3 separate regions of the Mus musculus genome follow, and all the other regions are linked to region 2. A link is a loop called in an ENCODE intact Hi-C map of the cell type or tissue named here. Cell type or tissue: heart. All regions are shown on one strand.

Region 1 (8,000 bases), 130 kb after region 2:
GTGGCCACAGCATCAGTGCCTGCCTCTGCTCTCCCCTCGTCCGATCACAAGTGAAGGGTTCACCAACCCTTGCTCTGTGCAGGATTCCAGCCCTAGACCCAAGGACAGCAAATACAGCTTGGCCCTCAGTGCCTCTGCCACAGAGGCTTTGTCCCGGACTCTGGAGACAGGACTTGCATGCATTCTGTAAACCTCCTCTGTGGTAGTCTGAATGAAGATGGCCCCTAGCTCATAGGGAGTGGCACTATTAGGAGGAGGTGTGTCCCTGGCAGTGGACTTTGAGGTTTCAGATACCATGCTTCCCATCGTGACAATAATGGACCAAACCTCTGGACTATAAGCCAGCCCCAAATAAATGTTTTCCTTCTAAGAGTTGCCATGGGCTTGATGCTTCTTCACATCAACAGCAATACTAAGACGCCACTCTGCAGATGTAAATACAGTGACTGAGGGAGATGGATTCAACTATTATGTGCAGACACATCTTTTCACATCTGAACTCTGTATCCATAGGGAAGGTGGTATCAGCTGCTTAGGCTGGGCACAGCAGCCTGTACACACAAAAACCCATTCTTCCCACCCTCCCTCGACCTCTCTACCTCTCAGCCCTCCCCACCCTGTCTCCTGCATACACAGGCAAACACACTCTTGCTGCCAACCCTCCTGGAAACCCAAACAATGCAAGAGTAAAAGCAGTTCTCATGATGTAATTCCTTAAGAGCGTGGCAGCTGTTATCAGAACCACAGAACAACCCCGCGTCTTTCTCTGCTCTTTGGGGGTGGGGGGAGTCCCAGAGAGGGAAAGGAAAAGCCCAGATGCAGCCCTGGGTTCTTCCCAGGCAAAGCGCTCCTCAAGACTGTCAGCTCAGGAAAGCACAGGACGGCCTGAGATGAGCAGGCCAATGAGCAGGCCCTAAGGGCAAAGCAGAATGATCACTTTTTCCTAAGACAGTAGAGGCTGTCTCAAAGAAAATGCATACAACCAAGCCTGCCCAATTACAGGAGTGTGATTTCTTCCAAATGTTGCAAGCACGAATGAAAATGGATCCCAAACAGGTTGGGAGAAAGAGCCGCATCCAGGGGTGAACTGGGATGTGCTGTCACGGTCACTGCACTGGGAGCACCACTCTTTGCTGGCTCATGCACAGAAGCTGTGTGGAAGACCAATGGGGAGGAGCCTGAGCCTGCTCTGCTTCTGCCCCTCCTCCAGTACTCTCTATTTTAGAAGTCACAAGCATGGGCCCTCCTGCAGCAGGGCCACAGTGAGTCAGACCTGCTGTGGCCAATGGGCTTTAGAGAGCGCTCTGGGAAAGGCAAGTGAGGAGATGTGAGACACCCATCTTTGTGAAGATGGCTCAGAAGTCTGGGAAGAAGATTCCCTTCTGCGTTGTTAAGGATGTGGGGTGTCTAGATCAGGAGTCTAGTATTCTGGGCCCCTCTCCACTCAATCACATGCTTGATTTTAATGATTCAAAGAACATCTGCCTTGGGACTAAGCAAGCAATGTTACTTCAAGGAGAGGGGTCACAGTCTCTGCCCGGCAGGTGCAGAGATGCTTCTGTGCTTCTCTGTAGCCAAGTCTCCTCCCAAAACCCAAGCCACCCAAGACCCCTGAACAGTCCCCCACTGTGTCCCTGCTTCCACACGGTGACCCTTGCCAATGAAGATTCAGAAACGACAAGGTGTACAGTAAAGGGGTACACGATCCTACACACAAAGCCAGAGAGCCCTGAGCTGGGATGCCTGGTGCTGGCCTGGTTCACAATGAGGCTCTTGTTCTCTTCAGTCACTCCTCCAAGTCCTGAGACCAAGTTCCTCTTCTTGAAACCAGGAGGGTAGGGGTAGGTGGTGGATCTGCAATCACACGTTCATTAACAAACACCACAAGCACTGTCCTTGGCCCCAACTTCGTAACAAGTAGCTGGGCAGCCCCCAAGAGGAGAGGAACTGTGCCAAGAGGATGAGGCGAGTGGGCAGCTGGCAGACAGAGGCACACAGGGTCTGTCACCTGTGAACAGAGGCTAAAGCAGGGGCTCAACCAGCTCGCCAAGCTCTTGCAGCCCCATCCCACACGCTATAGGGCCCTGTTGGGATGAGAGGGGTGTGAATGTCCACAAGTGTGTGAGGACAGGGGACATTTTCACAGCACTCCATAAACTGAGTTTGCTCTCCACTGCATGAAGTGCACCCCCATATTTGCTTTCTCCTCTCCAAACTTTGCTGGAGAAACAAACAAACTTAAAATATGAATGAAATGGTTTCAGCCCTGAAACCCGGGGAAGGAAGACATGAATGAGCAAACAGGACTAGCTTGAGGGAAGGAACTCTGGGTGCCAGGCATCCAGCCTCAAAGTCGGTTCCTTTCCACTAACGGCATCCAGCAATAAACACAACAGCTCAAACCAGAGCAGACCTGGGCAAGGAGTTTAAAGAAATGTGCAGAAGTCACCTGAAGAAAACAATAAACTCTCATTAAAAGGTTTTAAGGGCTTGGCTCAGGGGCAAAGGCTCACGCCACCAAAGCCTGACAACCTGAGTTTGGTCCCTGGGACCCACATGGTAAAGACCTCTGTAAACTGTCTTCTGACCTCCACACACATACACACTCAAACACACACAGAATCAATAAACTTAATGTTTTTGTTAAAGAGTTCTAGGGGCTGAAGATGGCCCCTTGGTTAAAAGTACTCACTGCTCTTGCAGTGGACCCATCACACACACACACACACACACACACACACACACACACACACACACACACCTGCCAGCACCCATGTGGTGGCCCCCAACCATCTGCAACTCCAGTCCCGAAGGATCTGTCGCCCTCTTCTGGCCTCCACAAGTAGTGCATGCACTCAGTACACACATTCATGCAGGCAAAACACCAGTACACATAAAATAAAAATACGTTTAAATCTTCCTTTTAAGCTTTAACTCCCTTTGAGACAATAACATAAATTCATCAATTCTCCCCTCTATACAAGCATCTGAGAGGCAGAGCTGGATCTCTCTGAGTTCAAGGCCAGCCTGGTCTACAGGGTGAGTTCTAGAACCGCCTGAGAAACCCTCTCTCAAAAACCAACAACAAAAAAGCAAAAACAAACAAACAAAAAGAATAAATGCTCAGCAAAAGGGAATAGTTAAACAGACCCCCCCCCAAATTAAAACATTTGAGGAAAAACAGATTTGTGTTTTTAGTCTTAGAAGAAAGCAGCTCTCCCTCAGGGTCACAATAATGTCAGGAAGCCAAGGAAACCAGCGGCCAGCATGGGTGTGTGCGTGCTCTGACTAGCTTCCTGTAGTGTTGGGGATGGAACCTGGGTTCTGCCACATACTAGGCAGATCTTTGGCTACTGAGTCACCCATCCATGGCCCACCTGGCAGATTTAAATGTTAACAAGCTTAACTTCAGGATAGAAAGGGAACATGGAAAGACCAAAGGCAGCCAGTAATGCCAGGAAAAGGTTTGTGGGATCACGTGGCAGGTGATGACTGAGCATCTCTGATGTGGAAAGTCCCCTGGCTGGACTCCTGGCAGACACGGCACCTTCAAGCCTGGAAACATGAAGACCCACAAGAGCTGAAAGCACAGCACGAGGCCATGGCTGCACTCAGCATGGCAGGGACCATCAGGACAGGCCACCAGGCCTGCACCAGGAAGCCACAGACTCCAACCCACACATGCGCTTCTGTGCCCCATTACACTGCATCAGACAATCAAGACATCAGGACTTACAGACAATGAAAGATGCCCACAGCTCAGGCGCCTGCTCACATCAGCACACTCATCCAGCCAACAAATGTTTGCCCAAAGTCCTATTTGTACCAGGTACTATCCTGGATTCCAGGGACAAAGCAGCAAGCAAGAAGCCGGAAACCCCTCAGTAAACAGCAAATAAGGCATTCAGTAAATACACGGCTTGTCAGCAAGTGATACTAGATAAAGAGGAGAACTAGAGAGGCCCATGAGCAGGGCAGGGAGAACTGGCTTCCAGTTGGCACATCTCACTAAGAAAGTGCTTACACAAACACATGCTTGAGGCTGCTAACAACACATGCACACACATGATGAAGACATACAGAAAACCTGCTACACAAACTAACAGCCCTGCCTCCCAAAGAAACTCCAGGTGCACTTAAATGTCTACCGTTTTGTATACTTCAATGCTGTCTATTTATAGTAGGTATGGAAAACACTTGGAGCAACACAGCACCTAGGGGTAAAAGTAGTTGCACACTTGAAAGGCAGCTCACTGGATTAAAGACAGCCTCTGGGTAGGGAGGCTGGAGCTCTGTGTGGCAATTTGGTGCCACCTGGTGGCCAGTTGTTTAAATAAATACTGGTATTCCAACAGTGCCAAGTCAGATTCACCAAGGTGTACAATAGTATGAAGCTATGTCTGCCCTCTGAGCGGTGACAATGAGGGACTAGGATGTCAGAGTCAGGGTGGAATTTGTTTAGCTGGCTTGAATTTTAAATCATATGTGTCTAATGACTCACTTATTTTTATAAATTAACTCATTGTAACTGACAACAGTTGGCAGTTCACCACTGGACTGAGGTGGAGAGAGAGGGCTGGCAGTACAGAGCCAGAGCCCAGGCCATTAGCAGGGAGTCTGGGAGACTCATACAGGAATGCCAGGCCTCGGGACACAGGTTCCTCAGAATGTGGGGGTGCCCAGCGTGAGGCCAGAACCTGGAGTGGCATGTAGCTGCTAGGGCCTCTAGAAGGGAAACAGAGATCAACAGAAGAGGGTTTTATGCTTGTCTGGGTGTTAAATCTTCAGGCTGCAAGGAGGAGCCACACACAGCCAACCCATGCCCAACTGTCCCTATGGAAGAAAGCCATTTTGGCACAGGAGAGGGCCACCAGAAGCACTGGGTACCTGACACAATGGCAGAAGCAGAGGAGCTAGGTGGGGCATGCAGCTCAGTCTACCAATGGGGCCTAGTGCAGCTCTGTGTTGGAAGCTGTGTGTTAAATGCTTACAAGTTTCTTAAAACACCAGAGACCTACTGTGTAGGGATGATGGCAAGCTGATGGAAAAGGCTGGAACACACCCCAGGAAGGGGTTAGGACATGAAAGGAGGGACAAGGCGAGGAAACGGGAGCTGCATTTCTAGGATCTTCAACACAGGCAAGGCAAGCATCGGGGCAACGTCGCTCTGTCACAGAGAGTGGGATAAAAGGCTCAGTTGTATCTGCTGGGGTTGGGAGCTGTATTCTTTGAGCCTGAGTTTGGCACATGGAATAGGAATCCCCTATGCAACAGTGGCTGAAACTACAAGTTAGTACTATCACAAAAAGAATGAAAGAAATGGGGTAGCAGCCATGGCTAACAGCTGGTTTCATACCCCGTGCAGAGACTTGTTTAGGCAGTCTATTGGGTTTGGCTGTGCATTATCTTCTCAATTAAAACAGGAAATCTATTTTTTATTAAGAAAATTTTAAATTAAGGAACATTCTAGATAAGTAACTGCACCGTTCTGTCATTTCTTCTTCTGAGATTGTATTTATAAAGGCTGGTGGAAGTGAGCCTGAGATGAGCTGATCCCACCTAGGCCGTGTGGCCTGAGGGTGAGGGGGGCAAAACATAAAACTACCATTCTGGCACCACAGGCTCCGAACAAAAAGCAAGCCCGAGATGACCACCAATCAGACACCATGTAGGCCTGGGCAGGCAGATCACACCCAAAACATCCCCTGCCTGGTGCCTGGTGCCACACTGTGTGGCCAGGGCATAGCATTTCTGAGACCACTCCTAAAATGACCCCAGACCAAAGATGCCACTAAGGAGCCAGGAGATGGTGGAGAAATGGAAGAGAAGCAAAAGATATGTGTACAATGAAGAGAGGCAGACTCAAGGGTAGTGAGGGACAGCCTGACATGAATAGCCAGGGATGCCACCTAAGACTATGCTGAGGTCCTGGCCTGTGCTGCCACTGAGGGCCATGTCTGAGTCTGTGTCCCTGCAGCAGCAAGGGTCTGTTACCACCAAAGACTAGACAGACATCCCTGGTCGGAGCTGCCTCCCAAGACCATGTTGGTGGCTGAGAGCTGTGCAGAACTGGCCCCACCCCTTGCCTGGACACCATGGGAAAGCTACTAGCCCTAAGGGCGTGAGAACAGGAAAGCTGACCCTGCCCCTAGTCAGCTATAGTACTCAGGAGAGCAATCCCCACCCCCACACATCATCCCAGGAAGCACAGTGGAGCTTCCCTGGTTTCAGGAGTCACGGGTGACCTGGTCTCGAGGGTATGAGTATGGGAAAGCTGGATCTGCCGTTCATCTCCCGTGGCATGGATAAGAGAGAGATGCCCTCCATTGCCCCCTACTGCAGGTAGGTGAGCTGGCCTCTAGGTCATCAGAGCAGAAGAGCTGGCCCTGACCCTCACTTGCTGTAGCACTCAGGAAAGCAGGCCCTGCACCTTGCCTGGGCAGCACAGTAGAGCCAGCTGTGAAGGCATGGGTGAGCCAAACCCTGATAGCATGAGACAGGAGAGCTGTATCTACCCCTTGATCACTGCAATACTGGATGATCTACTCAGGACAGGGCTAAAGAGCTTGCCCTGGTGGTGTGGGTGCAGGGGAGTTGGCAGGCTGACCAGCTCAGATACCACTCAGGTCCAGATCCAGGGCTTTGAGTTGGCCGATCCCACATGTACCCTACCAATGAACCACTGGAACATGCGAAGAAGCCAGTCCTATAGATACAAAGCTCCAGGAGCTCTGTGACACAGGGCAACAACAGGATAGTCAAAAGGAGACCCACTGAGGTTCCAGGATTGATAGTATAGCAGAAGCCAGAGGCTTCAAACCAGATCAAACATTCACTGCAACGAACATTTGCAAGCAAAGAAGTATGGATAAAAGGGTATACTGTGGGATATACTATAGCTTTCACAACAAGATATTTTTCTTTTGGAGAGATTACAAAGGAGGAAGGCAGGTCCCAGGGGACAGGGAGATGAGTGGGATTACAGTACATGATGTGAAATTTACAAAGAACCAATAAAAAGTTTTAAAAAAGAAAGAGGATATGAGATAATGGTTAGATCATACTGTTCCCACATGGCCCCTCCCATTTCTAGGCACTCCACTGCCCCTGTGTCTGAAACAAACTCTACCCACTGCCCTATAGGACTCAGTCAGATGTGAGAACATGCAGAGTTTGCTCAGAAGGCAGCTGTGGGTAACTAAAGCTCTTAGGATAGGGCTGTGGGTGATGCCTGAGTGACCCTCTTCTGGATATCTTGGAAGGGTGGCCAAGAATGCGGCCACGCTGTGACCCAATCCAGTAATGAAGATGACACATGGTCCATCACCTATTTAATGGGTGCTGTAGGAAGTCTAGATGCAGTGTCAGCCTGGAGATGGACACACAGTAGGGACATTTACAGGAGGGTTGCCAAAGGAAGAAGTGGCCTTTCAAATAAGGCACCACACCAAGAATGGATGAGGGAAAGCGGCAACCCTCTCTGCCAAGGCTTTGCTCATAGCTGTGTGCAGGGTATCTTCTCCCCTGTTCACAACAGGCTACCCATGTGGGATAAGCTGGTAACCTGTGACCTCACTAGGGACATAGATCAGCCCAAAATGCCCTGGGGTTGGCAAGGCTGGGAAACTTCTTCCAGCTTGCAGGCAAGTGGGTGGCTACTACACCTCTCAAGAAACAGTGCTAGTGAGACAGACAGCAGACAGCAGAGAGGAGCCCATATGCAGAGCCAGGCTGACCTGGGCTAACCCACTCCACTGCTTGCTTGCTATACGCTTTCTAAGAAATCCACAGCTGAGTCCACGTCCCTTTATGCCCCACATGGTAAACCAAAAGAGCTTTCCAGCATCCTCCTTGGGAACCAACCCCACACAGGTGGCTATGTTTTAGGGAACACACCTACATGCTACATCAATTGCCCTTCCACTCCTCAGGATCAGGGCTGACAGGAGATGAAGCTAATACAAGAACCTGGAAATGCTGTCCTGACACGGCCTTTAATA
Region 2 (8,000 bases):
ATTCACCCTCAGCACGCAGCAGTTTTCTCCCAGCCCAACTGTTTGCTGTCAGAGGACGGGGGCTTTGGCTAATAGTAGCATCTTCATAAACACATCCTAGAAATGCGAGGAAGATAAGTGAAAGGGGACAGCCTCTCAATGTGCTGTATGACCACGCTGCGGAATATGGTGACTCACTTCCAAATAAGTGGTGTTCAGCCACAGGACCCGGACCAGGTCCTAGGCAGAAAGCAGAGCGGTGCTCATCACTCCCTGGTAGAAAAAGACTTCCTGCCCAGCCCAGATCAGCTCTCTGGCTAATGGTGTCCCTTAAGGTCTGTAGTTTCTTCTAGGAACAGAAGAAATTGACAGAAGAGGGAAGGGGCTAAGTAGGCTGAGGAGAAGCAGAAAAAATAATTTGTTTCCTGAATAAAAGGTGGCAGTCTCAGGAGAGGGAGCCACAGTGGGTCTGTCTCCTTAGAGATCAGGAAAATATCCCATGTTGACTTGCTGTAAGAGAGGGCCACTAAAGTTTCCTCTTAGTTCGTACCTAAATGTTACCACCACCACTAACACTTTTCAAAGAAGAGACATCACTAATATCAAGCAGTGGGTGAGCCTGTGCATGGGACTTGGGGTCTCCCCCTCTCTACACCCCTGCAGGATGCCAGTGGCCTTCTACTGCCAGCTCAACAGACCTGATGCATCTGAAGGATGTGGCCTAGGCACCAAGGCCCTGTCCTTCTCTACTCGGAGCCACCAGTCTTAGCGCTCACTCCACTCTCTTGACCATTCACAACTGACAGCTCCCAGGGACTCTACCACGTGTTCACCCAAGTCACAGCTGAGAACTAAGGCTGGCAGGGTCACATAGCAGGGGCTTTGGATTTAAGTCCAGCCCACCTGCCCACCTGGCACACCGTCCTTGATCCTGTAACCGGACCTTCCCAGGTGACCTTGGTGAACCTGGCAGTGTTGCTGGAATGTGGCTCACTTATGCTGTAGAGAAGGAAGCTCAGGGAGTGGCAAACAGTCTTCCTCTAGTTTCCCAACCCAGTCATGGTACTTTCACTGTCCTACCCCACTGCCACATTAGCAGTGCCTTCTGCAGGGATGAAGTGGTTTGGAAAGAAGATGCTGAACACTTAGTAAGGCAATCCACAGAAAGAGTGAGCAGGGCTCCCTGGCCTCCCAAGCAGCTGCTTGCACAGCCGCAGCTGCTCAAGTCCGTTACCCGAGTCCAGTGGAAGCGCTTTGCCTACACAGGGCACCCCAGCAACGTCAGCCTTCAGGGAGTGGAGCAGGCTGGTGAGCCAGGAGCAGAGCTGGCCAGCCTTCCTGTGCCAAAGAAGGAGGGGGCCCCGCCCAGGCCGCCAAAGCAGGCAGGAGGGGCTGGGCCAGCTGGGGCTGGAGCTAGTGTGACATCACCAGGCGGCCCGCCCCTGTCTGGAGCTGAGGGGAGGCCCAGAGCTTTTCTGGGGCCTGGGGGATCCTCTTGCACTGGTGGGCGGAGAGAAGTGCCTGCAGCCAACCAGGGTCAGGCTGTGCTCACAGTTTCCTCTGGCGGCACGTAAAGGCTCCACAAAGGACCTGGGAGTTCAACTGAGGCTGCTGCTGTCGGCCTGGGGATGGACCCCAAGCCCTGAGTGGTGTTGTTGGACCCAGGACCTGCAAGAAGCATGCACTAAGGCAGCTGCGGACCACACTGTGAGGGAGAGCAGGTTGGGAGCAGCCCCGGTGACACCAGAGCCAGCCTCATCCCTAGGAGCTTCAGAGAGCATAGACTGCTGCCAGCTGAGGCCAGTGAGGCAGGGCTGCTCGGCGGCCAGTCCAGCCTGAGACTCGGGACCTCTCCTGGAGGCCACGGCCAGGCTGTGCTGCTGATGGCACCGTGAGGCATGTGAAGCGCTGCTCCAGGGCCAAGCAGGAGAGAAGAGGTAAGGGGTCAGCTCTCAACTGCAGCAGCCAGGGGAAGAGGGGCTTGAGACGGGCAACCCTGACTCCTCCAGCTTCCGTGTGCAGCTGGACCCCACAGGGGTCAAACCTTGCTTTTGCTCAGAGCTGAATCAAGCATCTGACCAGGCAGAGGACTGTGAATACTTGGGCAGGGTGGTGTAGAGGCACAAGCACACTGGGCTGGGATGTTGAGGACTTCATCGGTGAGCTCCACTCACCTCTTTCAGACAAAGAGCCTCTGGGGTGAGCCGGTTTGGCTGTCGGACACAGGCTGGTAGCCGGGTATGTGCATGTGTGTAGGTGCGGATTTGAAAGGGCAGCAGGCTGAGAGTCGCAGGGCAGTGTAGGACTGGGCAAGTTGTGTTCAAGCTCCGGACTCCTGCACACCCAGCCAGCTAGAGTTATGCTACAGCAGAAGCAGATGTAATGCGGACCTGAGGCAGTGGGGGCCTCAGTTCAGAAAGTGCCCTGGGCCAGGCAGCACGAGCTGCCAGCGTGCCAGGAGCAGAGGCGTCCTGTGCGGGACAGAACATGTCACCCACAAGTTTCTGTCGGTAGGACTGGGGCAAAGTGCTGCCCTGACTTTCCCTCTGCGCCCAAGGATACAGTAGATGGATCCCAGGTCTCCAGCCAGCAGGATGTGGCTGAGAGACTGTGGAGGACCTGCTTTCTGAACAGCCTAGTGAGGGGACACAGCAGGCGCCACATACAGAGTCAGTCCCTTGAAAGCAAGCGCTTCAGCATGAGATAACATTTCCAAACAGAAATTCTCTGCTGATCCCTCCCCTCTCCCTGTGACATCCGTGTCACGGGTCAGCTATTGCCTCTGCTGTGGGATTAGGAGAGTTCCCAGAGGCCAGTGTTGTTACTCAGAAAAAGATCCCTTTGAGGAAGACTGAGAACACAAGTTCCAAAGCTAGCTCAGTGCTCTCCACATGGGTTCTTCCAAGTACAGGCCTAGTATGGCAGCGATTATGAGCTGGCTCCTGTCTGAACTCTGTTAAGTGGCAGATCACAGCTTTTCTAAACCTCAGTTTCCTGATCTGTGAAAAAGAGGGCTGAGAGCCCAGCTCAGCAACAGCCCAGCAGACACCTGCAGCAACCCCACAACACACATCTAACTACCTCCATCTCCCAGATGAGGAAGCCTGGCATGTGACTTCAGGGTTTCTTCAAGTCACACATCACTCACTGCTCTCCAGGGGTGGCGCACGAGATGTGTTCAGAGTCTCTAAAGCCCTGGTTACCAGTTATTAGAGCCCAACCATCAGCATGCCCAGAGGGAAGAACCAGTACCCCAACTCTTGCCCTGACCTGGATACATTCTCTAAAGCAGCGGTTCTTAAGCTGTGGGTTGCAACCACATCAGATATCCTACATATCAGATATTTGCATTACAATTCATAACAGTAGCAAAATTACAGTTAAGAAGTAGCAATGAAATAGCTTTATGGTTGGGGGGGCAGTCACCACAACATGAGGATTAAAGGGTATTAAAATAACTTTATTTTATATTTTATTTATCACATATATTATTCATATATTTATATTTAAATATAAAATAATAAAAGAGTATTAAAATGTATTAAAGATACTTTGCATCTTGGACTGGGCTTGAGCCACCTGTAGCATTTCTACATCCTAGAAGTATATTGTAAGAAAACATACAACTAGACCAAAACTTCTAACACCACTCTCCCAGGCAGGATGCTATCCTGCATCACCCTTGGGATCTGCCTACTGGCATCCCTGTCAGAGCCACAGGGATAGGAAAATGGAGCTTCCTTGGTCCCGCAAGAGGGCCACCGGCTGCACCTGTTGCAGAGGGACAAGCAGAGAACAGACTCCAGCAAGCCTGGCCGTGGTAACTACTGCCACACAACACCAGCGTATCTGAGCCCAGGGACAGAGGTTTCCTGAGTTCCTGGTGGCATTTGGAAAGTGGCTGTGAAGTACATGCTTCCAACTCAGGCTTCTGGGGTGGGTGACACTGAAGGTTTCCTACTGCAGTGTGAACCTGGTGGCTTTCTGGCCTCTGCAAAGGTTCTGCCTAACTCTGTGAATCTGGCTAAGACATACAGATTACCACTGGGCAAGGGGAACACAGCGGAAAGAGATAGGTGGACGGCATGTAGGAGTCTAGCGACTCATGCCCAGCATGGCTGTGGGCTCACAGGCAAGAACCCCACAACAGTTGCCCACTGGGCTTGGTGAGCAGGCACTCCATCTTACTCCATCCTTACTCCTACCCTAGAAAATGGGTTCCTGTTTCAGATGAAGGAATAAAGAAAGCTAACTTGCCCAAGCTAACAGCTATGTGATCCATAGGCTTTGAACCTAGTACTGTGTTTCCAAAGCCCACTCCCCCTTCCATTGTACTCCACTACTCCACACGGCATCCTGACCTCTCTGTCCTGATGCCGCCCTATGGCCCTCCCTGGCTGTCAAGTCTGCTTTTGCTGACCTTAATCCCTCCAAGAACAGTGTGCTTCCCTGGCGTCCCTGCTGCCTTCTCTGCAGGGACCCACATCTGCAGCGTGGGGAGTGGAGCTGCGCGGTCCACACTGTTCCCACCCTGCGTGTGGAGGGCAGAGCCTGGGGTTCATCCACCTGACAGGATAGGCGTGCTGGCAGGTATTCCCATCACTGGCCGGGGAATCCTGTGAGGCTGCTGTGTGGGAGTTCAGCACCTACCCTGGGCCACACCTAACAGCCCTTGAGGCAGCACAGGCATCTGAAACAAACACAGCAGACAGCCAGTCTCTGGGAAGGGCAGGTATATTCAGCCTCTGCCTCTCACTGAATCACAGCCTACTTTATCTGGAAGGTTCTCATCTTAGGTGCACACCATAGAACAGCTGTGCAGAACCTAAGAGCACTAGGATGAGATAGGCAGACTGTAAACAATTCTACAAACACCCAGCAGATGGCGCGAGTCATAAGAGATGGCCCTGGGAGCTGATACAGAAGTGGAAACTGAGGCTCCGGAACACAGTACCTCCCATGGCCTCTCCATCGGTGGCCCACAAAGGAGGAACCCCAGCTTTAAGCTGCCCCTCCAGCTCAGCTCACAGTCTGCTACAGCCATACAGTAGAAATCTCTGTGAAGAACTAGATAGAGAAGTGAATCTTTCCTGTAAACTTACAGAAAACGCCGAAGAGGTTACTTAAGCTCGGGCAGCTTGGAGTTTACGGTGGTAGATAGTACACATCAGAATCCTTATTTGGGGGAAGTTTCTGTGGCCAAGCTGTATCCTGCTCCTAACAGGAGCAGGGAGTTGGGGGAGGGTGGGGGTGTTACAGCATCCGGTTCCATGTATACATTGCCATGAGACACATTCTGATCACAGGAATGCTGAGATGCTGGGTGTGGAGCCAGGCCTCTGACAATTGAGCCATTGTGCAGGTCCACTCCCTGGTGAAACCAGCCTGTCTTGAGGCCAGCAGCCCTAGAGACTTGGCCTTGGTCACTCAGTTCTCACACAGGCAGATGGAGACCACCACAGAAATGCCCAGAAGGGACTCTTATCTTCAGCTCCCAAAGACTCCCAGGTTCCCGAAGGCCCAAGCCTTCCAGGGATGGATCCTACTCCAGTCTCTGCTGTGGAAGGTTGGACTGCTGAATGACTCTCCAGCATCCACCCTGGACAGCAGAGGAGACCTGCAGGGTGGATGAGTCCATGAGTAATGAGACAAACCTCAGGCACTTCCCCTCCCCCTAGATCCATCACTTCTAGTCCCCATCCTGGTTGGGTCATGGGGCCCCTTAGTTGTCCTGAGTACTGCCACCTGAGTTAGGAATGCCTGCTGCTGAGGGCCCCTGGAGCACAGAGCCCTCATCTCTTTTTTCCTGCTTTGTCTCTTACTAGTAGCCAGGAGAATAAGTAGAACAAACGTAGTCCTTGGTGTCTAGTTGCCGAGGTGCTGCACTAGCAGCTGGGCGTGCTGAGGCGACTCTAAGAAGCGCACACTCTGGGGCAGCCAGCCAGTACAGTCTGAGCTCTGAGTGCTGGATGGACAGAACTGTTCTTGCAAGCTGGCGTAGAGAGGAGACTTCTGCACAGAGAGGTGGCCTTAAGAGGTCACCTTAGAAAGGAAGACAGATACATACCAGATAGAATTGTGGGAAAGGGCTCTCCAGGCAGAAAGCATGTGAAGGTAAGATGCATGTAAGAATGCTGACTTAATGCCATGTGAATGTTATTTAGTCCTGGAAGTGCATATGGAGTGAATTATAGCGTAGTGTATTGGCCTAGCACACCAAATGACCTGGGTTTAATTGCCTAACACCCCCTAAAATGGGCACTGGCACACAGGGCCTGACATCTCAGCAGGAGGGTCAGGAGTCTCATGGGCATACCAGCCTTGGCCAGTCCCCGGTCTACTTGGACTACACGAGACTCCGTCTCACACCCACCCAGATGCAGGGAGAAACTTAGGAGCGTGTGGGTAAGAAAGCTAGCTTGAAGCCCACCCCTACCATCTGGCAGCCCTGGTCCTGGCCCTTGTCTTCATCCCTTGGCTCCATTTGTTCATCTCTGAAATGGGGATGAATGTGAAGGAGGCATCTCTGTTGGCTGAGGCGACCTTCTGTGTCAGCTACTCAGCTGGGCTCAGGAGAGACGCTCCGGGCAATGTCCAGGTTTTCCAGGAAGCTGCCTGGGGCAGTGGTGTGTAGCCAGCCTCAGACACCTCCCACCCTGGCCCCCAATCCAGGGCTCCAGAGCACACTAGGCACCACAGAAAATGCAGCAGCCAACTCAGAAGCTGGCCTCTCAATGGCTTCTCCAGACACTCCCTGCCTCTGCTCTGCATTCCGTGACTCCTGGCACAGAGGGTTCCGTGTGTGGACTTTGGGGGAATCTCAAAATGGTTCCCTAATAATGCAGCAAGAAAGAGCAACAGCAGAATCCTCATCCCCCTGGCATGGGCACCCAGCTCCCCAGCCTAACCACATCCCCTATGATCTCACGGTGTGACCACAGTCCGCCTCCACACAGTCAGCCTTCCCTGGAAGCCAACGGCTCACCCGTGGCATGTGCACGAGAGCCTGGGACTTCAGGCTTGCCCCACCCCATCTCCATCACTCCTGCAAGCACAGTTGGAGGACGTGAACCTACTCTCTCTGCTTCTCTGGTCTGTGCCTCTGCCCAAGTCACTCGCAACAGGGCCGACCCCAGAATGGAGCCCGACTGGTAGAGGGGAAGGCTAAGCCAGCGGGTGATGGAAGGAAGGCTGCATGGAGAGGGACTTATATAAGGTCTGACGATTGCTAAGCTGAGAAGTGAGGAGGAGCTGGCTGCAGCTCCCTGGGGGCCCTCATGGTCTCTCATGAGGGATGATTCACAGGATGCTGGGTTGAGAAGGGTGGCAGTTGGAGACTGGTTACTCCCACCCTGGCCTCCAGGCTTGGGGTGATTCATGGAGGACAAATGATACACAGTTCCTTCTCCAAGCTACCCAAGGTGAGTCTACCACCGTTTGTCTGCGATGCCCATTCTGGGGTCGCTCCACTCACAGGATGAAGAAGCTCTTTCTAACGTCCAACAAGACTCACCCTTGTACTGACTTGAAAGTCAAGTCTGCTCAACAGTAAGAAGCAACTGCATCCTGGCCATTAGACAAACAAACAAACAGGAGTCTTTATTCATAGTGGTGGAGAGGTGACCTTGGAGTGAGGGCATGGGGCTGGCACTGATCATCAAATATGGTTCTGATGTTTACTCCAGGCGATCTGACACCTTGGAGCCTGGGCTTTCCTTGCTGCTCAGTTCAGGTGTGATCTGCATCCTAGGTCAGGCATCAATACTGTGTTTCCCAAGTGCTAGTAATAATAATCACAGAGCACCCAGTACCTGGAGCCATCTATGCACAGAGATGTGAAGGCCAACAACACAGAGTGTAGGGGTACACATGTGCAACAAAGTAGACGGCCAGTGCTCACACTCCTGCTGCCACATCCCCCACCTGATGGCTCTGTTTAGACACTTACTCTGCAGCAGGCTCCTTCCCCATCCTGGTCAGCGGCAGGCTTAGAAACCACTGTGCAGGCATGCTGGGTCTTC
Region 3 (8,000 bases), 98 kb after region 2:
TGTCATATACAGAAATATAAATCTTTATTTAAAGGAAAAGTTAATGAAATACTTATGCCCAAGTGGTTCTGGAGTGAAATCTGTAAAACATTTAAGCAAGAAGTCACAATAGTTTTCTATAAGTTCTTTCATCCCAGCTTCTGCTACGAAGGAGACCAACATTATACTGACACAGTGAGGTAGCTCCATGGATTAAAGCACTTGCTGCACAGGCCTGATGACCTGAGTTCAAATCCTGGAACCCACAGTACAACGAGAGAACTGACACCCAAAAGTTGCCTTCTGACTTCCAAATGCATTCCATAGCATGAGTGTATCCTCACACACATATCACACACACACACACACCAATAATTAAAATAAAAAATTAAATATTAGAGTTACCAAAACTATATATATTTTATAGATATAAAAATACCAAAACACCTTATCATGAATAGATACAAAAATTCTTAAAAAAAAAAGACTTAATGAAATAAATCTAATAATCTACCAAAAGAATTCTATACCATGCTCAAGCAGGACTTACCAAGAAACAAAAGGTTAGTTTAATTTTTTTTTTTTTTTTTTTTTTTTTTTTTTTGGGGTTTTTCGAGACAGGGTTACTCTGTATAGCCCTGGTTGTCCCGGAACTCACTCGGTAGACCAGACTGGTGGACTTGAACTCAGAAATCCGCCTGCCTCTGCCTCCCAAGTGCTGTGATTAAAGGTGTGCGCCACTACTGCCCAGCATGGTTTAACTTTTTTTTTTAATTTTTTTTATTAGGTATTTTCCTCATTTACATTTTCAATGCTATCCCAAAGGTCCCCCATACCCACCCCCCCTTAATATTTTTTTAAAAGTCAGTCTGATCTAGGCAATTTCTCAAATGGAGTCTTCCTATCATGGGACTCTAGACTCTGAGAAACTGACAATTAAAGCTAACCAAGGCACCACGTGTCTCCATGTGCTTACATCTTCCATCATTTATTTTGGTAATCATAGTGTTCTTGCAGGGAAGTGTCTCAATTACTAACCAATGTAATCAAGTCCAAGACACTATGGGCGGCACCATCCCTACGCAGTTGGTCCTGAACTGTATTAAAAAAAGCTAGCTAAGCATGAACCTTGAGCAAGCCAGCAAGCTACATTCACCAATGGTTTCTGCTCCAAGTTCCTGCCTAGACTTCCTTTAAGAATGGTTGGTGACTTGTGAGCTGAAGAAAACCCTTTCCTCCTGAGTTCCTTTTTTATCATGGTATTTGTTCCAGGAAAAGAGATGAAACTAGAACATAAATGTTCATGGTCCAAGTGACTCAACATCATTAAGATTTGATTCTTTCCAGATCCATCTATGGACTCAAAGCAAATATAGTTAAAATCCTAGCAGGCGTTTGCTGCAAAACATAAACAAATATTTCTGAAATTCACATAGAAATGCAAAAAACTAGAATAGTCTCCCTATTCCTCTCTCCCTCTCTCTCTCTCCTTACCTCTCTCCCTATTCCTCCCTCCCTCCCTCCCTCCCTCCCTCTCTCTCTCTCTCTCTGCTTCCTGCTTGAACTCTCAGTGGTTTTTGTCATCATGCCTTTGCTCCACCACAATGTTTGCCACTACTCTGAAATCATAAACTCAATTAAATACATTCCTTTTAAAAAAAAAAAAAAAAAAAAAAAAAAACTAGAATAGTCAAAAATTCAAAACAGCAGAATGTTAAGGATAAAAGTCAGGGAACGGAGAGGGGAAGGGGGCTAGAGTGAGGGTCACTGACAAGGGGTGTTTCCCATGCATACACTGTCATCAAAACGCAACTCATTGCCTTTGCCGAGCTTAGTTTGTTATTTACCGACTGTGCCTCAATGAAACTGAAAAATTACATCATTCAGTCTCAGGTCCAGTCTTTTGAATTATTCACCATGTCAGCATCCCATTCTGCAAGCAGAAAAATGCAGACTCAAAGGGGCCAGGTGGCTTGTAACAGCCTTTTTCTCCTCTGGGTGCTTAAGTACTTGATCATACTGACAGGCATGCTTTGGGATACACCTCTCATCCGACAGTGGTGCTGGGGATTGTCTCATTCTATTCTTGTCTGTTGTGGATAGCCCAGGGGCCAATCATATTTGATGTTAATTCCGTTCTCCTGTGAGTGGTTGTGAACAAGGAATGAGTCAGCACTCAGGTGATTTCCTATAAACCTGCTGCCCACCTTAATTTGTAATATAAAGGAGAGCTGAAGATTGGGCAGATAAAGGGGAGGTGGAGCAGAAGGTGGGAAAGAGAAGAAGAAGAAAATGGAAGAGGGAGAGGATGCAGAGGAGGAGGAAGAAAAGCGGAGCAGAAGCACACGACCTGGAGAAACCGAAAGTTCTAAGGGGTCTCATAAGCTGTGGAAGATGGTAGTGTAGTGGTAGATCTGCCCAATCTAGGCACACAGCATGTATTCATATTAACTGTGTTGTGTTTTCATTGCCGGGGCATATTTGGGAGGAGATTTACTGCAGCACTTGTCTCCTCTCTCAGATGAAGAAATGAGTTGTAGGTCCTCTGCCTACACAATCACCTGTACCCATACTATGAGACACAGTCCACCACCTCTCCTCTCCTGATCTCTCTCTCTCTCTCTCTCTCTCTCTCTCTCTCTGGGGGGAGAGGGTGAGGGGGAACATGGACCACAGCATACTCATGAAGATCACAGAGGACAGCTCTGTGGAGTTGGAGTCTTCATCCACCTTTATGTGTTCTGGGACTCAAACTCGGGTCACCGGGCTCCTGGCACAGCAAAAGCCTTTACTCTCTGAGCCACCTTGAAGGCCCCTCCCAGCTATTTTACAGATAAGGAAAGGAAGACAGCAAGAGGAAAAGGCACTGGCCTTAGTTAGGCCTCCCAGCTAGAGAACAGCAGAGCCAGATTCCTCACAGATCTCACCAGCAGGGCTTGCCACTCCCTCCCCCATTACCCTGCCTGAGATCAAGCTGTTGCTCCTAAAGCCAGAGCCCAGACAGCCTGTGGGTGAAAACAGCTGCTCTGTGAGGCTCTGTTCTGTGTTGTGAGCAAGGCCTCTGTTTAGTGTCAGGTTATTAATTCACTTAAAAGGAAATTTGGTTTCTCACCAGTACTCATGTCATATCCATGCTCAAGAAAAGAGAAAAAATGAGTCTCAAAGTTCCAAAGTGCATTAATTCTGATGTGCTGCTGGCCAGGTCTACAGCCAGACCTGACTCCTGTGTCCACCATGCCTCAGCTGAAGAGGACCCTTTTCTACTGTGTTTTCAGTGTGACAAGAGTCACTAGACAGGAAAAAAACTAGAGACCAAAGAACAAATGACAGCTGTAAATGAAGAGCAGCAGCAGCAGAGGGAGGCCTTCAGCGCTTGCTGGCATCCACTCTGATGAGCCCTGTGCTAGGAGCCCCCCTCTTCTCACTGGATGACAAGTGCATGGTGCTGATACCTCATTCTTTAGTTTGAACAGAGGGAAGCAGCACTGCACAGACAGCAGGTAGGAAGGGACTCATCACAACAGTCTCCCCCTAAATACAGTCAGCAAACAACACTGGGCACCGCAGTAGGTCCCAGGAGATGGGGGAAGAGTCCTGCGGTTATAATCTAGGAAGGAGGCTTTAACCAGCAGACTAGTCAAATGACTACTAGAGGCAAAGGTGTCTACAGGAGTGGGTTAAAGGAAGTCACAGAACCCTGAAGCTCTAGCTGCACAACTGCACCCCATCTTCTGAGGCATCTGGACACTCCAGGTGGAGGGGGCAGCCTGCAGGAAGTAAAATGGGAGGGGACATGAAGGAGAACTAGCAAGGTAGGCTAGCTATTACAGACCCCATGGGATGCTGAAGGAGTATGGACTGCCTCCTGAGTAGAAAAGAGGAGGGAAGGCTCTAGGCAAGTCAGGAAGATGGTCAGAGAAACAGGTCTCTGGCTCCAAAGGAAAAATAGGAGCCAGGGCTGCCGAGGGCTTTGCCATCCATGAAAGAAGTGACCGCGGCTTTGCTTTTTTCTGTGCACACTGCCCAGAACTTGACCCAAGAGAGGGCTTTCAATGATGTCAGTGAAACCTCGCTCCTCACCACAGGCGACTGCCTGCTGGCAGCTCTCCCCCCTCTCCCAGAGCCAAAGGGAATCGAGGACACGCAGGGTTTGTCCCCCATCCAACATTGATCTCGGCTCTCTGGAATGTCCATGTCTTCAGAGGAGGCAGCACAGCCAGACAATAGGCCAGAGGGTCAGCTCCCGACCCATACAGCAGTGTCTCCCCGAGCCCCAGTGCACCCCTGCTGGGGAACTGTGGGCCTGCACTGAGCCCTGGGCTCCTGCAGTCCAGCCTATGTACATAGCAGCAAGTGTCCCACAGATGGCAGTCAAGTCTCCAGCTCCACATGAAGGGAGGCTGAAATAATTCCTTACACAATGGCCCTCTGCCTCAAACATTTGTTCTCAATGCCCCACCTCTTCCCTGTCCAGAGGCAGTCCTCTCTAAGGCTGCAGACAGTGAGGCAGGAAGATGCTGAGCATCTCTTCAGACCTAATGCCTGGCACCCAGGGAAGGTGGCTGTCCACTCTGGGTCTCACCTTCCTAGGTTACAGGCCAAACTCACTTTTTTCCCCTGGTTGTGGGTTCGTCCACAGTGCTGCCTGCTCTCTTGCCTTTTGGTACAACTTCACTTTCCCCTTCTTGCCCTCAGACCCTCATCTAAGGGCCTTTGTCTTCAACCCCACCTCAGCCCCTGCCCCACAGCACAGCCATCACCCACACGCAGTGCTCCTCCATCCCCACGTCTACCTTCTCAGTCTCCATGCTGCCTGGACCTCTGATCCTTTTAACCTCACCCCCCCACAGGCAAAGTCCCGAGCTGTGCTAGGATCATCCTACTCTAGGATCCGTTCCACTACCTCAGGCCCTGGTCCTCTTCTCTGCTTGCCCTGCACTCACAGCAGCTGGAAGCAGCCCTCACCAGACTTGCCATTCTCACCACCACTCTCCAGATCTATAGTCCTGCAGAATCCTCTGACCACCCTCACCACTCCAGAGAGGTCTACCTCGGAGTAGACAGCTAAAAGGGGCAGGGTGGGGGAAGCTTTCTCCTTTTAAAAATCCTTATCGGGCGTGGTGGCGCACACCTTTAATCCCAGCACAAGGGAGGCAGAGGCAGGCGGATTTCTGAGTTCGAGGCCAGCCTGGTCTACAGAGTGAGTTTCAGGACAGCCAGGGCTATACAGAGAAACCCTGCCTCAAAAATAAATAAATAAATAAATAAATAAATAAATAAATATCCTTCAGCGCTAAGCTCAAACTCTGGAGCTGAGTCCACCTAAGGCTCCCTGCCCTAACATGCCTAACAATGCCCAACTCAGAGCCAGAGAATCTACCTGCCCAGTCCAGCCCCTTTCATAGGCTCTTGCTCCCTGAAGATACCCAGAGGCCCTGTGTTTGGCTCTGTGTGTGCTACTGAGTCTCTAGACCTAGGCTTCGAGGCTCTTTTCTTGCCATTCCTTTACTGTGGTCCTCACTATCAGTCCTTGTCCCTGAAGCTGTAGCCCTGATCTTGTAGAGCCTGAACACACTTTCTGTGATAACCAACTTGTGCAGCTAGCGCTCAGACACATGGGAGCTGTGACATTCTGCTTCTGCAGTGGTCTGGGCTGCTGGCCTTCTTGGCTCTCTCATTCACCCACCCATACCATGCTCACTGCATGTTTTCCCCAACCCTCCGGTGCCCTGTGACCTTGTACTTCTTGTCCGCTTTTATTTGCATGTCTGTCTCATGCTGGAGTTCCTGCCATCCTTGTCTCTCAAGTGGTGGTGTCTTGGCACAGTGGACTGATGTATGACTGAGTAAAGGTGGGTCTAACTACTGGGAGATCTGACTGTGGGGAAGGGGCACCATGGGGAGAGGTGGCCAGAAACTGTGAAGACCAAGGGCACCCGGAGAAGCTTTGCATCTTGCTGAATTTGCTGGACACTCAGCCACTTGGGTCTGTCCCAACTTCAGCTGGTGACAGAACAACAGACTTCTGGGAAACTCTTGTCTATAGCCAGCATCCTTTAATGATGCCCTGGAAGAGCAGAGGGTGGAAAGAAATCCCCAGAATACCAGGCAGAGCAGCACTGAAAGCCGCCAACACACCATCTGTCTTCACTCCACGTGAAACTCCTTTTTCAGGTCACGATGGTTAATATCCTCAACTCAACAGGGTCTCGAGTCATCAGATGACAACCCTCTGGGCAAGTCTCTGAGGGCACTTTTAAAGTTGTTAACTGAAGTTGTCCCTAAACATGGCCAGCAGTAGCAGCCCATGGCTGGGATCCAGCACTGAACGAGAAGGAGAAAGAGAGCAGAGCCTGACTGCTCACCACTCTTTTCCTGACTGTAGGCACCACGAGGCCAGCTGCCTCACGCCCCATGCTGCCATGCCTGGCTGCCACTGGTAAACCGTGAACCAAAATAAGCTCTTCCTCCCAGACTTATGTTAGTCAGACGGTCACAGCGGTGGGAACTAACACAAACTCTCCTTTCATCCCTGCCTCACCAATGAGATACAGTCCCTTTCCCACTCCTCTATGTTCAAGGCTCCTCCTGTTACAAGTTCCTCCTAGGCTGGCTGGCATCTGGACACCAGTCCCAAGGGCTCGGCATAGATGCATAGCCACTCTGCTGTACCCTCCAGGGTGTTGCTCCTGACTAGGTTTTGCTGAATAATCCTGCAGTGAAGACCTCCCATCCACAACACACAGAGCCAGCTCAGACTGAGCAGCAGCAATAACCACAAATGACTGACACTGGGTAGCTGCTGTGAGTTCAAAACAAAACAAAACAAAATCACATCTCCCATGCACAAGGAAACTATAAGATAATGAGTAAGGAGTCCAGCATCTTAGCTGGGATGAGAGCAGCCACACCCATCCCAGCTCTGACAGATGTTATATATAGTTATTAAGCAGTAGCTCAACTCTGATAGGGTCATGGGCTAAGTACAGCCAAGGCCATGTCCATTTCCAGCTCAGTTTGAGAACAGAGATCCACCATGCTGGGGTCTGGTGCCTCTGAGGAGCTGTAGGAGCCTCCGTTCTGTGAGTATGACAGACTTGGTAGGGAATACTGTGGACACAAAATGCTATGCCAAAACATGCCAGGTCAAGCAGGATGCAGCCACCAGGACCCTCAAACAAAGCCCTTCATGAGGTAGCGTCACCCGAGCCCTGGCAGGCAGGAGTCTAACCAGAGCTGTCACCCAGTTATCCAGGTCCAACAGCAGCCTAGCTATAAGCAGAATGCCACAGAATTACATGTACGTTAAGTTGCCAGCTCTTTATAAAACTGGTCACTTATTTAGCAGGGATCAGCACAATCGTGTCCCATGCTTGTGACCTCCACATTCCTTATACTCTGCCAGTCCTCCTGAGTCCTGGGATGAGGCGCTGTGGTTACCCCACAGAGAAGAGCACAAGTCCTAGTGCTACATTCCAGCCCCAGCTGTGGGAGCCACTGAATTCAAATCTCCAAAAGGCTGAGCCCACCAGGCAAAACCCCTCTTTTTTTCTTTGGGAAAAGTGACCACTGCGCACCCAGTAGACACTGCTCCTGAGCTGTCCTGTCCTGAGTCAGTCAGAAAACACTGTGCCAAGATGCTTGCCCTCACTGGGTATTGGCCCTTCTCCACTCAGGACAGATCCCCTGAGCAGCTGCTACTCCAGGTACTGAGATTACACCAGGGCCTCTTGGAGTACAGACCTCCAAAAACCAGCTGCCTGTGACCACCTTCTTCTGAAAACCTTAGAGGCAAAGAAAAGATGGAAGGCCCAACCCATCAAGAGGTGTGAGAGGAAGGAGGGAGAGACAACCAGAAGAAAGGGAACACTGCAAACAGAACCACAAAGTGGGAAACTTGAACCTGCAGTCGGCCAGGTAGTGACAATAATGGCCTTGCTATTTTAAAGCACCCAGCCCACCTCCACCCAGTGTGCATGCACATACATATGTGAGTGCACAGGCACGAGTTAGAACAACGC

The links. Peaks named below come from ENCODE experiments on the same cell type or tissue, not always from the same donor. Only the 100,000 strongest peaks of a DNase experiment are listed, where the experiment ranks them.
Region 1: it touches region 2 in a loop (4-fold over the local background); 21 of 42 quality-filtered maps call a loop at or near these places.
Region 3: a loop joins it to region 2, with 3 times the contacts of the local background. A loop is called at or near these places in 9 of 42 quality-filtered maps.

What each region holds. Positions count from the first base shown.
Region 1 is chr2:33,344,981-33,352,980 of GRCm38, forward strand. The region is part of intron 1 of Ralgps1 (Ral GEF with PH domain and SH3 binding motif 1); the gene reads right to left. Among named protein-coding and RNA genes, the nearest start is that of Ralgps1, 23 kb to the right of the region's middle. In heart, CTCF peaks have their summits at 2,854 (motif pointing left) and 4,315 (motif pointing left); DNase peaks (open chromatin) are centred at 681, 1,201, 4,311, 6,141 and 2 weaker places; H3K27ac peaks cover 1,738 bases.
Region 2 is chr2:33,214,538-33,222,537 of GRCm38, forward strand. All of the region lies in intron 8 of Ralgps1 (Ral GEF with PH domain and SH3 binding motif 1), which reads right to left. It overlaps Angptl2 (angiopoietin-like 2), which reads left to right and starts at 1,424. Exons shown (of 5, transcript NM_011923.4): 1 at 1,424-1,916. In heart, a CTCF peak has its summit at 4,862 (motif pointing right); DNase peaks (open chromatin) are centred at 984, 1,424, 2,564, 7,084 and 6 weaker places; H3K4me3 peaks cover 2,457 bases; H3K27ac peaks cover 4,457 bases.
Region 3 is chr2:33,312,505-33,320,504 of GRCm38, forward strand. The region is part of intron 4 of Ralgps1 (Ral GEF with PH domain and SH3 binding motif 1); the gene reads right to left. Among named protein-coding and RNA genes, the nearest start is that of Ralgps1, 55 kb to the right of the region's middle. In heart, a CTCF peak has its summit at 4,294; DNase peaks (open chromatin) are centred at 2,937, 3,399, 4,207, 4,947 and 1 weaker place; H3K27ac peaks cover 3,217 bases.